Regions from separate parts of the Homo sapiens genome. Here region 1 is linked to region 2. The links are chromatin loops, found by intact Hi-C in ENCODE. Cell type or tissue: sigmoid colon. All regions are shown on one strand. Links, peaks and the distances in the headings refer to the core of each region. The heading gives the core; the rest is flanking DNA. Region 1 overlaps RPTOR (regulatory associated protein of MTOR complex 1). Region 2 overlaps RPTOR (regulatory associated protein of MTOR complex 1).

Region 1 (10,483 bases), core at 985-8,984, 60 kb after region 2:
ACGGCAGAAGCATGAGGAGATCCGCACGCTGCTTGCGCCAAGGAGTTCCTCGCCGACTGCAAGTCTCTCTCTTCGGTTCTCCCAGAAAGCCACGGAGGCGCCACACTTTCACAGGACAAAACAGTTGCCTGTTGACCTGGCCAGAGCCCTCAACAAGACACCAGACAATGGGAGGACAGTGAGAGTGTCCTGGGATGTATTTTCATTTACCTCATGGACAATTTTGGTGTTTCTACAGGCAGAAGTTGAAACCACTGAATGGAAAGCCAGCTTACGGGCGCACACATGAGCTCCAGCCCTCATGCCTAGTCCGGCAGGACCATTCAGCTTGGGGTCTGTGATGAGGCTGAGGACAGCCATGGGCTCAGAAGGTGCATCTCAGCCCACGGCTGTGTTTCTGTATCAATTAACAGCACGGCTTCTCCAGTGACTATGACAGGTACAAACTGTATGTCTTGGTTTTGTGCTAAACCACAAAGATATGGTCCAAACACCTGGCGATGTCCAGTCCATGCCAGCACACAGATGTTTGGTTCCAAGACAACCAAGAGCAAAACCCATTCGCAGGCGCCGCGGCCAGACACCGCACATGAGGTGCCACGACAGTTGTTCCTTCTCTGAGGTCTCGTGATTTTACCGTCCTGATCCTCAGTCAATATTTTATTCTTTTAAGAGACCAGGTCTTGCCCCACTCTGCTGTGTGGGCTGGAGTGCAGTGGCATGATCTCAGCTCACGGTAGTGGTGAACTCCCGGGCTCTAGTCATCCTCCTGCCTCCTTCTCCCGAGAAGCTGGGACCATAGGCGCACCACCATACCAGGCTAATTTTTTGAAGAAAGTTTGGTACAGACTGGGTGTTGCTATGTTGCCCAGGCTGGTCTCAAACTCCTAGTCTCAAGTGATCCTCCCGCCTGGGCCCCTTGAAACGCAGAATGACCATTCTTTAATCGTGTGGGGTGTATGGAAAATGTGATGAAGAAAAACACAAAAGAATTAAAATGGAAGGAAAACTTTAGAAAGACTATTTCTTTGTGATTTTTCTAACTGCTGCTTTCAAATGAGATGGGAAAATGACTGTTCCAAAGGGTGCCAAGCAGATAAACAGCTGATCATTTTCCTTCTTCAGAGCTCCTGGGTTGCATTCGGTTTGCTAAGGAAGAACATAGGATTAGGGGAAGCAGTTTCACATACCCTGAAGGAGGTTAATTTTCTATCTGACATCAATTTTTATCTGTCATTAACATCAGGCTCCTAACAGCGGCTCCCAAGATCAGAGATGTCACTGGCCTAGCACCTTGCGGCACAGAAAGAGTGACTCGGTGTGATTTTAAAGTAATGTTGGTAATTTGATTAATCCATGAAAAACAGTATTTTTCAGAGTTGTTATATGATCAAAGTAAAATGGCAAACTTTTATGGTATGGAGTAGATACAAATGCCCTTAGGTTTTGTCTTTTCCCATTTGATAAACTGCATAATGAAATAACACTTTAACCCCAGCCACGGATGCTCGCTACACAGAAACCTGCTAGGGAAAGAGCTCCTTCCCTCTTCAGCCTCTGGCGTTCACCTTTTCTTTATACAGTTCCAAAGTCACTCCAGCAATACATCTATTTCTGCCATTCCTGCAGAAAACATTCTCAAAGTTAAAAATAGATCCAAAAGTCCAAGCTATGCTTATTTAAGACTTCATCACACCATTTACAAAAATTAACTCAAAACGGACCAAAGGCCTAGACGTAACAGCTAAAGCTATAAAAGTGCTGGAGTCGGCGCAGGCGTCAAACTTCATAACCTTGGATTAAGCAACGGCTTCTTAAACATGACACTAAAAGTACAGGTGACAGCAACAACAAAATAGATAAGATGGACTTTACCAAAATAAAATAAAACTTTCCCACCTCAAAGGACTCCATCTCAAAAAAAAAAACAACAAAGGCCAATAAGCCCATAAAAAGATGCCTGATGTCATTAGTCGTTAGGGAGATGCAAAGCGGAACAGTGAGATACCACTTCACACACAGCAGGACGGCTGGAATGAAGACATACCAGAGACACTTTCTCTAGTCCTGCTTGAATATTCAAGTTTTTAATAGTTTTCAACCACATATCTAAAATTATCCGTAAATTTCGAAATAACATGAAACCAGGTGATCTTTACTATCCAGATGACCTTTCCTGTCTCTTCCTCCCACACTGGCCTCCGCTCCCCCTTCACTTTCTTTTTTCTTTTTTTTTTTTTGAGAGGGTCTTGCTCTGTTGCCAAGACTGGGAGTGCAATGATGCCATCTTGGTTCACTGCAACCTCCGACTCCCTGGTTCAAGCGATTCTCCTGCCTCAGCCTCCCCAGTAGATGGGATTACAGGTGTGCACCACCACGTCCAGCTAATTTTTGTATTTTTAGTAGACAGGGTTTCTCCATGTTGGTCAGGATGGTCTTGAACTCCCGACCTCAGGTAATCTGCCCACCTCGTCCTCCCAAAATGCTGGGATTACAGGCGTGAGCCACCACGCCCGGCCTCCCCCTTCACTTCCTGATCAATAACTCAGCACTTGGGTTCACCAAAAAGATTTGGTCCAGATGTCACACTGTGGGGCCTTCTCTGTCTCCGGCCTTGTAATACTGGTCGGTCCAGATGTCACTGTGGGGCCTTCTCTGTCTCTGGCCTTGTAATACTGGTCCTTTCTTGCAGTCACGTACAGGACCTGCAGAATACAGTCTTTCCCCTGCAATATGCAAAGTAAGGAACATTTTCTCTCTGAAAATAATGTTGTGTTGAAAATGACACTTTCATATATGTGTGATTTGGGGCCGTGTAATTAGAGCAACCTTTTAGTAAAGAAGTTTGGCAGCGCCGGGCACAGTGACTCACACCTGTAATCCCAGCACTTTGGGAGGCCGAGGCGGACGGATCACAAGGTCAGGAGTTCAAGACCAGCCCGGCCAGCATGGTGAAACCCCATCTCTACTAAAAATACAAAAATTAGTATTGGGCATTGTGGTGCACACCTATAGTCCCAGCTACTTGGGAGTCTGAGGCAGGAGAATCGCTTGAATCCAGGAGGCAGAACTTGCAGTGAGCCGAGATCACGCCACTGCACTCCAGCCTGGGAAGACAGAGTGAGACTCCATCTCAAAAAAAAAAAAAAAAAAAGGAAGTTTGGCAAAAGATATCAAGAGCTATATACTTTGACCTACTGATCTTATTCCCAGAAACATATTCTAAGAAATAGTCCAAAATAAGAAAATATTATTATTTTTTTCTTTTAAGAGACAGGATCTTACTCTATGCTATGTTGCCCAGGCTAGAGTACAGTGGCACAATCATAGCTCATCATAACTTTAAACTGTTGGGCTCAAGTGACCCTCCCATCTCAGCTTTCCACGTAGCTGAGACTACAGCTGCATGCTACCATGGACAGCTAAGGAAGGTTCTATGTACCGCAAAGATGAACAGGAAAAAACTCCTTGCAAGCACTATAATTTTATGAGAGGGAAATGATTAAGTAATACTGTCTATAAATGTGATGGAATACTAAATTTGAAAATATCAATAGCAATATAAAATCAGTGATCTTCAAATTAAAAACAATACAAAATATATTTAATTCCAAGTAAGTAAAATTATGTGCATATATGGACAAATGTATGAAGAATATGGAATAGCAAAAACAGTGGATTCTGGGTAATTTTTCTTTCATTTCTTCCTTTTCATTGTTTACTGTTATAATATTATTTGTGCAATAAATTAAAAGATAGCAAAGGCTCCCTCTGGGGTTCTTACAATGATGGCTATTTCTGGGTCATGTGGTTTGACAGCCAAACGTGGGGGCTGTCTGTTTTTCATCCTGTGCCCAACAATGCTGCACCTTTGATGGGTTAGGCATAAGCCAGTATTTCTGAGCTAAAAAGAAATTTGATCATCAGTGGGAAACCAGGGCTGGCTCTGCCTCCTTGCTTCTGCTGCACTTTAGTATTTTCAACATTCTCAGCTACCCCCTGAAGCATCTGAGAAGAAGAAAACAACTCAAGAAGCCTAAACTCAAAGTAAAGAAAAGAGAAGACTGGCTGGGTATGGGGCTGACACCTGCAGTCTCAGTACTTTGGAAAGCTGAGGCGAGAGGATCGCTTGAGGCCAGGAGTTTGAGACTATCCTGGGCAACATAACAAGACCGCTACCTGTTCAAAAGAGAAAGAAAGAAGACTAAGAACAAGTCAAAGGGGAAAGTCTCAGGAAGAAAGGAGAAAAACAGCACAGAGAAAATGGCTGAAAACAAGAAGGAAGTGGGAGTAAAAGCCCTGCAGAAAAGGCTTTCCCATCTTCTCCACTGCAGGAAACAGGTGTTCCACCTTTGGGTTGAAGCAGCGGCTGGAAGCCTGGCCCCGGGCCAGGCTTGTGGGGCGGCTGAGGGGCCAGACTTACACCATGAAGATGCAGACAGCAAGACAGTGGAGGACGGACAGACACAGGCCCAGGAGCCCGAGGGAGGAAGGTGCAGAGACTCTGCCAGAGCACGACTACGCACAGGCGGGGCCCGTGGAGGAAAGCTGCATATAAGCAAGCAGCTTAATTACTTGAAAACCTTCCACGGCAGAGGGGCAGAGAAAGGGAATGATGAATGACTTGAGGACAGACACTGTGTCCGCAGCCTCCTTGATTTCTCTGTGGCATCTTACGGTCCCCTGCACACAGCGAGTCCTCAGGAAACACTGCGGGATGTGGCGCCGCAAATGCTACTTTGCACAGCTTCCCAGGGGCCGCCCCCATTACTGTCCCTGCCGAAAGCTCTGTAAAGTCCCCAACGGGAAGCTGGTTCTCGTGTAAAGTACGGCACGGCATCAAGTAAAGTGATAACATGTAATAACTTCAGCTCACGTTGGTGAAGGCAGGCAGCATGGAATAGTGAAAATAATACGGGATTTGGGATCAGAAGATCCGGGCTCCTGTTTGGCTCTGCCATAAATGAAGCTGTCCACCCCAGACGGCCGCACGCGGAGCATCTGGTACCTCATCAGTAACACAGTGATGTTTTATGCACTACGTCTGCTTTGACAAGTCCTGGGTTATTAGTAAGAGCAAATGTGACACCATAAGGGAGAATACTCTGTGGATTGTGAAATATGATACAATTCATACTCAACAGCTTACATGACATTGCGGCTTCCACTTCCAAAGCACTCTCCCGTGCAGCTCCCGCGCCGTCTGTGTCACACCGGAGCGTGAGCATCATCATCACACGGGCGCTGTCGAGAACCGAGAACTCAAGGCGGGTGGAGACGGGACCAGCTTGACATCCAGACTCCCAGAGTCCCCGCTTTCTCAGGATGTCACAGCGCCCTCGAGTCACACCAACAGGAGAGGAGCCTTTTAAAAACTTGAGGTGTTTCTAGTGAACACAATGATCAGTGCTTCTTTCAACGAAGAAATAGAAAAACAGGGAGTGATGGTTTACATTAAAGCCTGACTCAGCCTCGTCCTTTCTGACAGCCCGAGAAGAGGGCCTTTGTCAGGATTCAGCACCATAGCCCCCAGGGCAGGCCGCATAGCCCTGCGTGTCCACCGGGAGCTGTCTGGAGGGAATCAGAAGCGGTCGACGTCTGAGGGAGCTCTGATGCACAACAGAACACACTGAACACACCCAGGCACCAAGCGTTCCTCTTCCAGAAAGAACAGTTTGCTGGCAGCGCCACAGTGACTACACGTCCCCAGCAAGGCTACCCATCAGTCCCACCAGCCTGCCCAAGCGCCTGCCTGGAGGAGGGCCTGGTGCCAGAGGAAGCAAATCCAAATAACATCTAGGAGCCAGCCAGCTCAGAACAAGGCTGCGGGGCTGCCTTGTAAACAAACAGACCAGCCAGCCACTGGTTAACGGTTCCAACCAAGTCCTCGGTGTAAAAAATGCCCCCAGTGGCCTGCCTTGGAGCAAAGCACAGGCACAAATCAAAATAAAGGAAGGGCCTTTCCAACAAACTTTAAGTCCAACAATTGGCAAGGGAGTGAGAAAGAAGAAGAAAAACTGACCTATAAAAAGCAGAGACATTTTAAACGACTGTCTTCCCAGGCACCCCTAGAATATACTGCTTCAACAACCAACGTGGATATTAAAACCCACTGCCAGAGGCGCTATTTACCAGAGTGTGATGTAGCTGCAACTGCAGAGTCTCTGTGCGAACAGAGAAGTCCCCACTAGCTGTGTCTCTACCACAGTCCCTCGGGGCTTTGGTGACAAACTGCAGGTGAAGGGACAACATCCAGGGACATCAACAGCGCCTGCCCACCTGTCCCAAGAGTGGTGGTGCCGCTCCCGGGCAGCCCTGTGTCACTGGCTCAGCCAAACACACTGCTTTCTCCAGTGGGAGAGACCCAGGAACAACTCTGTGCCTCCCAATAGCCCAGTGCCAGCGCATGCCACCTGCAGACACACGGCTCTTTGAGAAAATCTCATTTTAAAAGCCCTGCATGCATGAAGCCACTTAAGTGGTGAGAAGGAGGAGGCAGAAGGTAATGAAGAGAAGAGCGCTCAGGTCAGAAAACCCCGGTTCAAATCGTAGCCCTGGCTCTGCCCCTGTACAGCCCCAGGCGAGTTCACACCTTGATGTCCGGCTGCCACCACTTACCTTTCACTTACACGATGAGGATAATGGAACTATAAAACAGGAATTACTGAGATTAAAAGAAACAAAAAGTCTTAATATGTACCTGGTACATAATGAAAATTAAATACACATTAGTCTGTTCCTTAAGAAGATTTTTGCTTACAAACTCAATAATGACCTCACAGTGCTAGAGCTGGTGCTTTAGTGAATGAAACAAGGTCCAAGCCATTGGATGAGCCGTGTGGCTGGTGAAGCTGCCGCAGGAGAATGGGGGCAGCTGCCCCTCATCAGGGAGGCACTGAAGACCAGACAAGGGCGGGGAGGGTAGGGGTGGGGGACCAGGCATGTGGGGGGGAGGGGAAGGGGAACAGGGCATGTGGAGGGAGAGGAAGGGGGTCCAGGCATGTGGAGGGAGAGGAAGGGGGTCCAGGCATGTGGGGGGAGAGACAGGGGGAACCAGTCATGTTGGGGACAGCACTGGTGGTCCCTGCTGGACTGGGGTCAACCCAGCACCATTTGGGTCAAGTGACAGGGAGGTCTAAGGGCTGCCCAAAACATCGAGGTCTTCTGAAAAATTGCTAGTATTGAGTTTTTGGATGTGATATTAAGGAAGACAATCCAAGACAAAGATGTACATTTATTTTTTAAAAGCAGCCAAACAGTGGCAGATTAAGGCAGGTGAACAGATTTCGACTCTGGCCTGTGTGGTCCAGGCACTCATTCACTACCCTGATACCCGAGGTGCCTCCTCACCTCTATGTGCAGAAATTAGTGTCAGGCCTGTAATCCCAGCACTTTGGGAGGCTGCAGTTGGAGGACTGCTTGAGGCCAGAAGTTAAAGACCAGCCTGGCCAATATAACAAGACCCCATTTCTACAAAAAATGTGAAAAATTAGCCAGGCATGGTGGTGTGCACCTATAGACCCAGTTACCAGGGAGGCTGAGGTGGGAGGATCACTTGAGCCTAGGAGGTCGAGGCTGCAGTGAGCTGTGACTGCCTCGCTACGCACCAGCTGGGGTGCCCGAGCGAGAAGACGGGCACGTCAGATCCAGCAGCAACAGCTTCCCCCATATCGGGGGCGAGGCCTGGAGCTGGGCATGGCGGTGGCTGGCTGAGGGACACGAGGGTTCAGAAATCCTGGGAGATGCCAGCTGGCCTCCACCCACCCCCACCCCACCCAAGTCTGAATGGAGGCAGCAGGGTTTCCTGTGTCATTCCTAAGGCCTCTCAGGTGATACCTTCCTTCCATTACACAGAAAAACAAGAAACACAAACAACCAGGGTAAACACCTGGGGCTGGGAAGGAGAGGGGGCGTTCTAGGTTGAGGAGACCTGATTACAATATTGAGGGCTGGACAGGAAGGGCAGAAAGGCTTGGGAGGTACCCCCTTCCGTCCTGAAGCTTAACTGCACCTGGAGAGAAAGAACTAGGCAATGAGGCCCAGGAGGGCCAGCGGGCGGCGGGAGTGCCCTCTTGCTGGGGTGGACCTTTTGTTTCAGGCATGAGAGGTTTATGCAGGTGTATATGACGAGGAAAGCGCTGGCAGAGGGAGAGCGTGAGGAAGGAGGGATTATCTCAGAGGGGTCAGGATAGTGATCGCTGGATGAGCTGCAGTTTCTCACAGGCAGAAGTACGTCAAGAGGAGGGCCAAGAACACAGCCGTGGGAGAACATACGTCCAAGTGCAGGAAGAGAGGCTGGCCAGAGAGTGGGAGCTTCAGAGAGGCAGCCGCAGACCCCAGGGCAGGGAAGGAGGTGCTGAAGGGGGTGTCCCTTGCTTCAGCTCTGCAGCGGACTCTTCAGGGGCAAGGATTAGGGACAGGCCAGTGAGGCTGACGGCTCAGAAGGCAGCGATCACCTCGATGGTTCCGGGAGAGCTGCTGGAATGGCAGGAAGGCAGGGGACTGCCCCGGGCCAGGAGAGGCAGCACACGCTGTATGCTGGGAGAAGCTGAGTGGTGACAGCAGCGCAAACCAGACACTCTGTCTAAGGGGAAGATGCCCGATTTAAGGAAAGAGGTGGGTGGGCTTAGGTCAGCTGCTTTCTGTGCTTTATTGCTGGTTCTGCTGGGGAAATTTGAGTACAAACATTTGTGGATTGGAAGGTGGGGATCTTGCGGACAGCAAAAGTGAAGACAGGAAGCGTTTGAGGCGGGTAAGTAGGAATTGCAGGTTGAAGGTGCTACCAGCAGTGCGATTTTCCTCTTAGAGAATGCAAACAGCATGGCTTCTTGAACAGTAACAGAGAAGATGTGTTCACAACTGATGATATCGTTGTCCTCCATTAGAAATGGTAGGTGACAGACATACCTGGATCCTGAACCTGCATGTCCATCCGACAGCCACCGCCATGCCCAGTTCTAAGCCTCACCCACACAGTGAGCTGCCCCTGCTGGATGAAATTTGCTCCTCTGTGTCCCCAAATGCCCTGGGCACCTTCCTCAGGAGAGCCCGGACCACGCTGCTGCTGAGATACGAACATGTCTTCTCAAACAGGCTTTCATTTCCCAGAGGGCTGCTACGCTGAGAAGGCACGTCCCTCCTAAAATTCCTGTTGGATCTGAGGACCCGAAGTGACAGTGCTAAGAGGTGGGCTTTAGATGACGGTTACATCCCAAGGCTCCGCCATCCTGAGTGGGATTTTAGCAACCTTATTTAAGGCGGGGGTGCTGGAGGAACATAGCCTCTGCTGCCTTCTGCCTTCTGCTATGTGAGGATGCAGCAGTCCTCCCAGGAGGACACGGGAAAAGACGCCACCTCGAATGCAGAGAACAGCCCTCACCAGACGCCAAACCCACCGATGCCTTGACCTGGGACTTCCAGCCTCCAGAACCGGGAGAAATAACTCTGTTCTTTATAAATTACCCTGTTTCAGGGGCCTGTGCAGCAGCACTAGTGGGCTGAGACAAGGGTGGAGACCCCCGTGTGACTGGCTCTGCAGGCCAGGCCAGCCCTGCAGCTGCACAGCACCTACCACAAAGAAGGCACTGCCAACAGAAGAAATTCCAGCTCGAGCTTCATGGTCACGGACCCCGCCCTCCCTCTCGTGTCCTGGCCACCATCCTTCACTCAGATGCCACACTGGGCTGCTGGTCGAGATGCGTTCAGGCCTCTGAGCAGGTCAGGGTGAGTGCCTCACAATGCCTTTCTCCACCTCCTCTTGCTGGTGAAATTTCACTCATCATAGCGGGTGATACGAGGACACCCCAACAGCAGTGATGCCGCCTCTGCCTCCAAGGCAAGCAGAAGGAGTATCCCTACTCCCTCCTCTGTCTCCAAGAAGAGCACTGATGAGAGGGAGCACCTCTCCCTGGAGACCCTCTTTTCCGGGCACACAGGGACTGTGTCTCATAACCTTCATGACTTAGGTGTTTACTGGCTACCTGGGACAGGATGGGAACTCAGAAGTTCTCATTGCACAGAGTCCTTTCAACCTGCAAGTAAGCAGCACTCGGGCTGTTCTCAGTGACTGTGGTGACAGTACTTAAAGCAAGGTTTAATGCCCAGTCTCAGAGTGCACTGAAATGGCTTCTGAATCCAGTTTAAATTGTTCTATGTACTGAACATACATATACAACATTTACTTAGCAGTACAAATAACGAGAAACCAAAGAAGAGGCTAACGTCTCCTGGATTAATTCACACCATTTTACAACAAGGCTGGCAACACCATGCCACCATCCTTATGGGTCTACTTGCCAGCTTGGTTCTGGCGTGGGACACCATGCCACCCTCCACACAGGCCTACATGATGGCATGGCTCTGGCGTGGGACACATGCCACCCTCCATACAGGTCTATGTGACAGCACGGTTCTGGCGTTCCAACAATGATGCCATCAAGAGGCATTATCGATTCGATCTCAGCACAAGTAAAATGAGGATGAA
Region 2 (10,483 bases), core at 1,045-9,044:
AGCAATAATGGGAGGGTAACAGAAGATTATAAAAAAGAAAGCCCTCTTAAAAGGCCGTTTTCCCAGTCATCCCACCCGTGGGACATGTCAAAATCATCTGAGGAGTTAAAACACCCCACACAGGCACATCACACACACCTCATGCACACCCACTCACGCGTACACACGCACGCACGCAGGCACACCCAGGCTCCCGACTGCATGTGTTAAAAGCTTCCCTGACGGCTGTGGTGTGCACTGAAAGTTAAAAGTCTGTGCAGTGGACGGAACCTTCCTGACCATCGGTGCCCCTGCCCTGGGCTGGAGGGTGGCATCCTCACATCAGTGACAGCTGGCTCTGGGGCAGTGCCTGCACATGAATTCCCAAGGGCCCTGTGCTGGGCTCTGTCCAAAGCACTTTTCTTACATTAACTCCCTTTGTCCTTCCAGCACCCCTGGGGTTGGATACCACCATAATCCCTCCCTTAAATGAGGAGACGACCAAACTTGCCCTCGGTGGCAAAGCTAGGCTCTGTGGCTCTGGAGCCTGACACGGTGGTGTCTCAGGTGTGGCCCCAACGGGAGGCGGGGATGCTGGTCCCCTCCTGCCTCTGCCCAGGCTGCCGCCTCCCCCATCCCTGGCCTCCCCGTGTCTGCCGCGCCCTCTTGCCGATTGCTCCCTTGCATTCTGCACAGATGTGAGAGGCTCCTCTTTCCTCACGGGTTTCTGGAGGGCAGGGCCTCCGTCTTATTTATCTATTTTCAGACTTGGCGCCTCACGTAAGGCAAAAGCTCATTAAGAAACCACGAGGGGGTCCTAGGGAGCTGCCGCGAAGGCCCGGGGCCACCCTCACTTGCAGGTGCGGCGACTAAACCCAGGTTCCGCCGTAGGGTGGCTCAGCTCTCCAGCGCCCGTGCAGTGCGGCCGGGGGCAGAACGCCCTCCAGGGTTCAGCACCAAACCCCCCGTGGGTCACTGTCCCACAGGGCTGAGAGTCAGAGGCCTGGGGGAGATCCACAACGCGTCTGTGGTGAAAAGGCTAGAAAGTGTAACAGGATCACCACTCACAGGGAGTGAGTCCGCATTAAGAAAAGTAGATCTGTAATAGCAAAATTTTGAGATAGGACTGTTTTAAAAGTTGATTCTTTCAAAGTTTAACTTTAAACCCTGGTTGACTCGATGTTTTAAACTCTGGCAACTACATTTTTTCCAGGCAGGTGAACAAAATCTGACACCCGAGAGTCCTGGGCACCACCCCCAGTCTGGGGGCTTTGCAGTCCAGGTGCCCAGAGAAGTGGCTGCCGCCGCGGATGCACAGGGTGCCCTTGGAGGGACTCACCCGAAACGCAGTGCCTTCCTCGATGATCGTCGGCAGCTGAGACAGACAGATGTCAACAGCCAGGTCCCAGGCTTGCCTGCGGAGAGAACAGAGGAAATCCACTGAGCATTATGGACGGGCTTCCACACGAGGCCACTTCACAGGGCACAGGAGGAGCCGGCTGAGCCTGGGCAGCAAGGGTCTGGGCGGAGGCCACGGCAGCTGGTGGGGGGCATGTTTACGGTTTCACTGCTGTTCAGATTTGGGCTGCAGAAGACGTCCGAGGGGAGGCCAGGAGAGAGTGCAGGCCGGGAACGCTGGCGCTGCCAGCATCCTCACCATTTTGTCACATTTTTTCTCTTTAAAATAAAATAAGAAAAAAAGCCTGGAAAAATAAAGGAATGCTTCCCATTTTCTGCTGTGGCTTCTGACTGTGACTTGAACCCATGTACTGGCAGCCCACGTGTTCTAAGCAGCTGTGGTCCCTGCGCAGGCTCTGATGGGGCAGCGTCCTGGAGGGACGCGGGAGAGACACCAGGGCCAGGCCCAAAGTGCCTCATCAGGAGGGGTCGGCATGCAGTCAGGGAAAGGAGTCCTGGCGGTCAGGGCTGAGCTCTGCGCTGTGATGGTGCCGTCAGGCCCCTCCCTGTCCCTCCCTTGCCTCCCCCCTGCTGCTCCCTGGTGTGGACAGCCACCTGCTCAGTCAGTTCCTGCTGCCTCCCTGTGGGTCTCACCAGGCACCCTGCAGTCTGGGGTCTCCTACCATGCATAGAGCTGCTCCCCCCAAGCCACAGTGGCTCCACAGATGACCCCGGTGATGTGCTTCCCCTGTCGAGACCCCTTGTCACAGTAACCGACCACACTGTCCCTCTTGAGTTCTCCCCCTTGGACATTATGAGGCTTTCTCCTCCGGCCTCCTTCCCGTCACGGTGAACGTGAGACAGCCTCCTCCCCGGGCTCCCGACCCCGTCCTTCAGGGCCGCACTGCTGCAGCTTCCACAGCCCTTTCCCTGCCTGCTCTCATCCTTGCTCAGGGCGCCCAATGCCACCTGCTCACCGACACCCCCAGACGCTATTTAAAATAGCCTCACACCTCTCCCCAGAGCTCCACACCCCAATTCTACTGTAGGAACAGCCGGCAGTCTGAATTGGACCTCACACCTCCAGGCCAGTTCCTGGGATTCCCAGGTGTAGGCAACAGCCTTATGGGGCACCCCCAGCCACCATCGCCACTTTCCTGACATGGCCTTGTCAGAGCCTCGGTGTTGTCCTAACAGCCCCCTCCCAATGGGCCCCTCTGCCGGCACCTCCCTCCAGGCCAGCTGCCCTGTGAGCTTTCTCGGAGGCTCTAACACAGCCCCCCTAAGCCTTTCTGTGGCTCTGGCCTTCTCGTGGTACCCCAGGCCTGGCACACCCCAGCACCTCTGACATCTCTAGCCCTGTGGCAGAGGGACAGCAGCTGCCTCTGACCGACCCCTGCTTTGTGTCAGCTGCTCTACAAGGACACTGTGAGGGAGACATGATCATGAGACTGTTTCACCCTAGAGAGACAGCCACGCGCCCAAGGCCGCAGAGCCACACGCTGAATTACAGACATCCTGCAGGTGCCCTGGCATCCAGCCGTACCCAACTTCTTTCCCAGTGCCAGGCACATAGCAGGCTTTCAATATGCATTGGCTAAATGAGAGTGAGGGCGAGCAGGAAAGCACCCTCTGTGCATGAGCAGCCCCGTGTGACTTTCGAGAAGGAGAGAGGGAAGAAAAGATCTGACCGGGAGCCATGAGCCTGGGCTCTGCTCCCAGCTCTGCTACCCACTAGCTCCGGCCCAGGGAGCGGCTGACCTGCCTGCCTCGCTGCCTCGCCCGGAGGATGAGGGCCTGACCAGGGAGCCCGTGTGGGAGGCTGCTTGGTGAAATTCAGCGTGTGGCTCTGGGGCTCTGGGCGCGTGGCTCTCTCTCTAGGATCCGTTTCACCATCTGTGAAATGGGCTTATGATCATGCCTCCCTCACAGCGTCCTCGTAGAGCGGCTGACACAAAGCAGGGGTCAGTCGGAGGCAGCTGCTGTGGCCCCGCCACAACATCCAACATGAACTCTCAACTGGAAGTGAATCATCACCTCGCTCTCAGCACAGCCACAGAACACAGTCTTGATCTCCGCGGATACAGGTTGAGTATCTCTTCTCTAAAATGCCTGGGACCGGAAGTGTTTTGGGTTTCCGATATTTTCAGGTTTTGGAATATTTGCATATACATAATGAGATATCAGGGGATGGGACCCAAGTCTAAGAGTAAACTCCATGTATGTTTCATATACCTCTTACACACACAGCCTGAAGCGAATTTTACACAATTTTGTGCATGAAACAAAGTTTGCGCCCGCAAGGTCGGGAGGGGAACTGTCCACCTGTGGCAGCGTGGTGGCCCTCACAGAGTTTCGGATTTTGGAACATTTTGGATTTTTGAATTAGGGACACTCAACCTTCGTCGTAGGGATGGAGGAAGGACAGCAATCCCTTCAGCCCTACTCTCCCTTTCTGCTAGAAATATGTTCCTTGTGGAAACCGAGTGATGATCAGTATACTGGATTCTGCTTCTAGCACTGCGCTCTCTTCTCCTGGGTAATTTTCTAAGAGACTCGAGGACTCTGTGTTATTTTTTAGGTTAATGACACTCCGTGCTGCCGTGTCAAAGGGCATATTTTCTCAATGTCTTAGTAAAGGACCAAAATGAGAATGAAAAATGTTAAAATCCAGAAAAAAAAGTAAAAGTTTAAGATGAACAAAGGGACTAAAGAGCAATTTTTCACTTTCAAATATATGAAATATATTTCAATTTTCCCAAGACTGGCCCTCTTTGCACAAACATGCCCTTCCCCTGCCAACAGAGTTAAGAAGCAATCAGGAGATAATCAAAAGGCCTCAAAGTACGTGCAATAAATAGCTCCCATATGCCCAGTAAATCCCCAGCTGCAGGCAAATGGTATTCAGCAGCATTGAGGGAGATTTTACTCTTTGTTAAGACAGAAGCAAAGTCAATTATTGCAATTAAACTCTATAAAGATTCCTCGAATTTAATCAAATAAAAAGTTTCTGCTTCAGGAGTTAGAAGAAAGTGTGTGCAAGTTAGGGGAGGTGGAGGCGAGAGGAGGGCAGAGAGGGTGTCCGGGCCGTGGGCCGAGCAGACCAGCGTGGCACCTGGTGTGGCCTCGGTCAGTGCTGGGCAAGGCGCCTTTGGAACCATGCCTCCCGGAAAGCCTATTCGCACGTTCTCCAAGGCCCTCGCTTGGTGTTGAAGGCCTGAACTGCACTGGAGACATCGCTCAGCACACCGGACAGGATGCCGCCCAGCAAAGCTGTGTCAGAGCCACGGGTGACAATCTCTCTCGGACACGTGACCCATGTTGCTGCAGTGGGACATGTGCTCCTAAAAGGCTGGGGGCCCACTTGGATCCAGCCCCGGGGTGGGAGGCGGGGACTGACCCAGCTCCACATTTCAGACCAGAAAAGCAGCCCCAGATGGTTCTGGTTTCACTGATGCACAGAGGCTCAGGAGGCTGCGGGGATGACACAAAGCCCAGGAGGAAGGGCTGTGGCTCGGCGCCCAGACGATGCACGGAGGCTGCTCGGGGCCGTCCGGCTACCCAGGGCTGTGGACTCGAGGCAGAGCTGTCTACATGAGAGGAGGAAAATAACTTTGTTCAAGTACTAATGAGAAGAAAGGATGTAAAAGAACGCCTACAAACCGCTGAAAGACAAGCGCTGGAACCCGATTATCAGCACACAGTGAAGCGGCCCTGAACCTCAAGCCACAGCTCGGCCTGGGCCCGAAGGACAGCCCCACTCAGAGCAAGGCAGGGAAGACGGAGGTACTGGGAGGAGCTTGCACCCTGGCACCGCCTGCTGAGCAAGCCAGAGGCCCTCTCGGGGCCGTGGGTGGTTTATTTATTTATTTATTTAACCAAATTACAGGGCCAGATTACCCATTAAATTCTAAAATCGCATGGCAACCTTTTGTTTTGTTTTGTTTTTTGAGACGGAGTCTCACTCTGTCACCTATGCTGGAGCGCAGTGGTGCGATCTTGGCTCACTGCAACCTCCGCCTCCCGGGTTCAAGTGATTCTCCTGCCTCGGTCTCCTGAGTAGCTGGGATTACAGGAATGTGCCACACGCCTGGCTAATTTTTGTATTTTTAGTAGAGACGGGGTTTCACCATGTTGGTCAGGCGGGTCTCGAACTCCTGACCTCAGGTGATCTGCCTGCCGTGGCCTCCCAAAGTGCTGGGATTACAGGCGTGAGCCATTGCACCCGGCCTGCACGGCAACCTTTTAAACAGCAGAACAACGGTATTCTCTAATGAACATTTATCTGTTGATTAAAACTGGCTGCATTTTCTACGGTAAAATCAACACACACTTGCAGCTCTAATTTGGGATTCCCAGCTAAAGACAAGTGGGAAAGTGGGTCCTACGTACACACGAGAGGCCATGGTGGTGGGCTTCGGCGGCAGCAGCCAGCCCTGTGAGGTTTGGCAGCACACGACAGCAGAAGGTGGGAGGGGACCGGGAAGGTGTCTGGATTAGCACTTCCCACAGCCTGCGATCAAGCTGCCTGGAGAAGCAGGGCTGGAGTGCTGGAGTGCAGATCTGAGGGGAGGAGGCTGTGATTAGCTGTGACCAGCTCATCTGCATCGTGGGCTCCTCCCCCCCAGCAGCTGGGGGCAGAGGGACTTTCTAAGCTGTTGGCTGTTCTGATGAGTCACTCGCCTGGAAAACATGTCATCCAGGCAAGAGCTGGGTTTTCAGGAAACAGCCCTGAGATGGCGGGTGCCCAGGAGGTGGGCTGGAGGAAAACCGTCCAAGTCCAAGTCCGCACAGCCTCCATCTGCGCTGATCAGTCAGAGCGCGCCCGCCCCGGGAACGGAAAGCACGGGTTATTACCGCAGAGAAACGCAGGGTTTCAGGACCCCTGAAATTGAAAGTGAAGGAGAATGACTCCCCGGTGACTTTGCATCAAACATTAAACAGAAAGCCGGCTCTGAGTATTCATTACTGCCGCGGCCTGAAGCAAAGTGTAAATGCAGATGACTTCATGTTTTAACCTCAATGTTTGTTAGGCTTTGTTCCCTCTTTCCTCTTGCTAAAAATTCAACCTCTCCATCACCACCCAAGGAGTATAATAGCTAGATTGTACATTATTTATTCCAAATGCTCTTTTCTGCTATCTTTCCTGTGTGCTCCCTGGGGATGTACACACTTTGGTCTATTGATGAGGGGAGGAGAGAGCTCTGGGCATTGTTTTCGTGGCAGACAGCCCTGCAGAGCCCCCGGTGATGCTCCCATGGTGAGGAGCCCACCTCCACAGCAGCTCAGTCCTCAGTTGCAGTTGGCAAAATCTAGTAACAGAGGAGAGCACGATTCTGTTTCTGAGCCGAATGTTCTCCGTCTGAGCGTCTGAAACCACTCCTCACTCCTTTGTGCCTCCCTCCCTGCCCTTGTTAAGGAACAGCATTGGAGCTGGGACATGCCACTCAAGGTGGAGGCCACATTCCCTCCCTCCCTGGATGAGGCTGGACCAGACACTGCCACAGGACAGGGGGGCGATGGGCATGTGAGCTCCAAGTCTGTCCCCCAGGCCTGAGCTGCCTCGTCCACTCCTCGCGGCCTTCCCACCTGCGGGAATGTTGCTCCAGTGGCCAGCACGAGCTTCCACGGGGGATGGAAGCCTCCAAGACAGGAGCCGCCTGCACCCTGACACCTGGGGCCACGGCAGCCTATGCTGCCTATGCTCACACATGCCCATTTGTAAAGCCCCTGGATCACGGGTTCCCAATGAATGGGTGTTTCAACTAGTACACCTAACTACCTCCAGGGAGAAAGGCAAACCATTCAATGGAGTTTTTCCACACTAACCCAGCCGGTGTCTCAAGAGCGGTGTTGGCTGCATGCCCTCCGTATCCACCTGGCTCAAGCCCTTATAGCCAGGCACCAACATCTTCCTCATCTCTGGCTCAGCATAAAGGCCCTCCACAATCAAGACCAGTACCAAGTCTGTGTGGTTACGCCTCCCTAAATCTGCAACATGGTAACATGGTGGAATGGACTGGCTTCTTGTTAAATTTTACTGTGTGCACAGTGATACACAGGGATACACGGTGACATACAGGCACACACAGGGATACACAGTGACACACAGGGATACATGGTGACACACAGGGATACACGGTGACACACAGGGATACACAGTGACACACAGGGATACATAGTGATACACAGGGATACACAGTGACACAGTGACACACAGGGATACACAGTGACACACAGGGATACATAGTGATACACAAGGATACACAGGGAGATGCTGCTGCCCTCTGTGGAAGTTCACTGTCATCAGAGATCTGACATCTCTGCCTCCAGAGCCTCGGCGGGATTCCGATGGACAGTGATAAAGTCATGCATGAAATTCATCACGAGCAGCAAGGACTGCTCATATCTAAGAAGGCCTGGGGTTTCCCAGTCTTCCAGAAGCCTCCCTCCTGTGTCCAGACTAGTAAACTCACTCGTGTTAAGGACGTGGTGAGAGTGTCTAAGAGTTAGAATTAGACTTCGAATGTTAACACGCCTAGGACAGAGTGGAGGTAAAATTCTGCAATAACGGACTCCACAGAATCAAATGCCTTATTGGAGGGGGATTTTCTCAGGGTGACATGGACTGAGGAATCGTCTCAGCCTCCGTGGGGAATGGAGAGGAGGCAGTGCTGGGGCCTGGTCTCTGGGCAGTGCAAGGGCAAGTACATGCCTTTCTGAAACCCGGGAAGGACGTGGAGCTAGTGCAAGCCAAACCTCTGTGCTTGCCTCTCCTCCCTCCTAAGCACCTTAATTGTGTAGCGCATTTGGGAAAACACACATCGGAACAACACACGGCTGCTATGGAATCTCCGCTGGGAAGCAAAGAGCTGCTTTAAAATGATGTTCCCTATTGGGCGCGGTGGCACACACCTGTTAATTCCAGCACTTTGGGAGGCCAAGGTGGGAGGATTGTCTGAGCTCAGGAGTTCAAGACCAGCCTGAGCAACCTGGTGAAACCTCATCTCTACAAAAAATACAAAACAATTAGCTGGGCGTGTGCCTGTAGTCCCAGCTACTTGGGGGTCTGACGTGAGAGGATTGCTTGACCCTGGGAGGTTGAGGCTGCAGTGAGCCAAGATCACACCACTGCACTCCAGCCTGGGTGACAGAGCGAGACCCCGCCTCCGAAAAAAAAAAAAAAGATGAAAATGATGCTCCCCATCATGGGAAGCCTCTGCCATTCCTGAGGAGCAGTGCACCTGCGATCTCACCTCAACTACCAAACTCCTTTCGAAGCCACTGGAGCAGCGCACCTGCGGTCTCACCTCAACTACCAAACTCCTTTCGAAGCCACTGGACAGCAGCGGCCCGTGCAAGATGGCCCAGCGCGGGGGCACCGTGGGGCGCAGCAGCCCGACGCCGTGAGAAGGCCGTGCGTGAGTGGCTTTGGCAGAGCACCTGGAAAGGGCCTTTTACAAACTGTCAGCACTCAGAATTGGGGGGTGGTCTACTACCGTTAAAGTCATTCCGATAAATTTTCTGCACACATAGTGAACTGATACAGACTGAGAAACCCCCATTTTTTGACATAATGTTTTGGTGGCAGTGAGAGGAGAGGAAATGAGAGAACTGGGTGGAGCTGGAGTTGGGGCGGGGCGGGGTCGGAACTGGTCAGTGGCCAAGGTGGCAAGTCCACCTCAGTCAGGTTTGTTCTCTGGAAACTGAGGCCAGTGGAGCTGCCCTGACTCCAGGAAACCAGGAAGATGCCACAGAACAGAGAAGCCAGCGGGGAGAATCTGTGTACACCTATAGCGTGGGACCTGCTGTCCCGGCTCCTGACCAGCCAGACCACATTTCCAGTCTTTCTTCTCCTACGAGGATCTAGGATCTTCTCCAAATCTAAAGCCCAATTTTTACATTCAATTCCCTATCAAAGTTGGCTCATGATATAATTTTCAGCATTAAATGGAACTGACTCGTGTTTACTTTTTAGCTCTAGATTCACGCTGGCATCCTTGTTGCTGAAAACCTACCCCAGAGAACATGTGTAAAATGCAAGTGATTCTCCCTGAATTCACATCATCATTGATTTCTGTACAAAGAACCCTTTAATATTACTTATTTGGCACTTCCCAGCATAGAAAGACAAGAAGACACGATGTCAGACCTTGCAGAAAATATCCCTAACTAGAGAGGACCCTTGGACACGCACAGGAGGGGCTGAGGAAGAAGAGTGGGGGAAGCATCCTGAGACTCGGCCACAAGTCGCCGTGGACGCCGCCCTCTCCATGCACGCGGCACTGCCATGTCTACGGGCCGCCCCCCATGCTGGGAGCCGAGGCACCGAGGGCTTCACTGAAGCCTCTGTCCCTAGGGGTTCATGGCCCAGCTTGGAACAGGCAGGCTACAGGCCGCTGTCTGGTTGGATGTGTCGGGTTGGATGTGTCTGGTTGGGCTCGCAGAATGTTTTTTAATGCCACGTTAGATATCAACATCTAATAATCAGATAATTAAAAATGAAAATATGAACTTTTGGCTACTCTATGACTGGCAACTGTGGGCCAAAACCGCCCCGCAGAGCCCCGGTTGGACTGAGCACAGCCCGGGCGCTGCCCTACCCATGCCCGCGCCCTCCTGGACACCAGCCCCGTCTTTCTGCTGTCTGAAAGCCCCCACGCCTGCCTCTTAGGCCACTCTACCAGTCATGATTCTCCTCATGTAAAGAAGTATGTAATGATTTCTTCTGTGTGTCTCTAGTTCTGAATTTATGAACAATAATGCCTTAGCCATAAAGACTCTATTTTTAAAAATTGCTTTTAGTGCTTCGAAGGCTTAGAAAATCTACAGGCAGACTTTTAATTAACCAAAGTAATATCTATCAATTTTTAAAATGGAGAACCATCACTCCAATTGTACCACCCTGGCACAAGCATCATTAATGTTTATTTATAAATCTGTTTAGTGTTTTATTGCTGTGTGTACTATGTATTTTAACATAGATATTAACTATATTGCTGATGCAATTTGGTGTTCTGTTTCTCTCATTTAACATATATTTTGCATACTCATGAATAAAATTTTAAGACTGCTTACATTTTCTTTTAAGTATCCGTTCTGAATT

The links. A loop is a pair of places that touch in the nucleus more often than their neighbours do. Peaks named below come from ENCODE experiments on the same cell type or tissue, not always from the same donor. Only the 100,000 strongest peaks of a DNase experiment are listed, where the experiment ranks them.
Region 1: it touches region 2 in a loop (4-fold over the local background); 17 of 110 quality-filtered maps call a loop at or near these places.

What each region holds. Positions count from the first base shown.
Region 1 is chr17:80,768,993-80,779,475 of GRCh38, reverse strand. All of the region lies in intron 6 of RPTOR (regulatory associated protein of MTOR complex 1), which reads right to left. Among named protein-coding and RNA genes, the nearest start is that of CHMP6, 220 kb to the left of the region's middle. RefSeq lists enhancers at 1-3, 4,259-4,328. In sigmoid colon, for the core only: no CTCF peak of the experiment used is centred there; DNase peaks (open chromatin) are centred at 4,675, 5,245, 5,735, 6,145 and 1 weaker place; H3K27ac peaks cover 434 bases.
Region 2 is chr17:80,828,833-80,839,315 of GRCh38, reverse strand. RPTOR (regulatory associated protein of MTOR complex 1) reads right to left here. Exons shown (of 34, transcript NM_020761.3): 10 at 1,319-1,394. Among named protein-coding and RNA genes, the nearest start is that of CHMP6, 160 kb to the left of the region's middle. RefSeq lists enhancers at 4,381-5,152, 5,922-6,231, 6,698-7,470 and a silencer at 5,877-6,093. In sigmoid colon, for the core only: no CTCF peak of the experiment used is centred there; DNase peaks (open chromatin) are centred at 4,795, 5,134, 6,005 and 6,875; H3K4me3 peaks cover 1,555 bases; H3K27ac peaks cover 1,663 bases.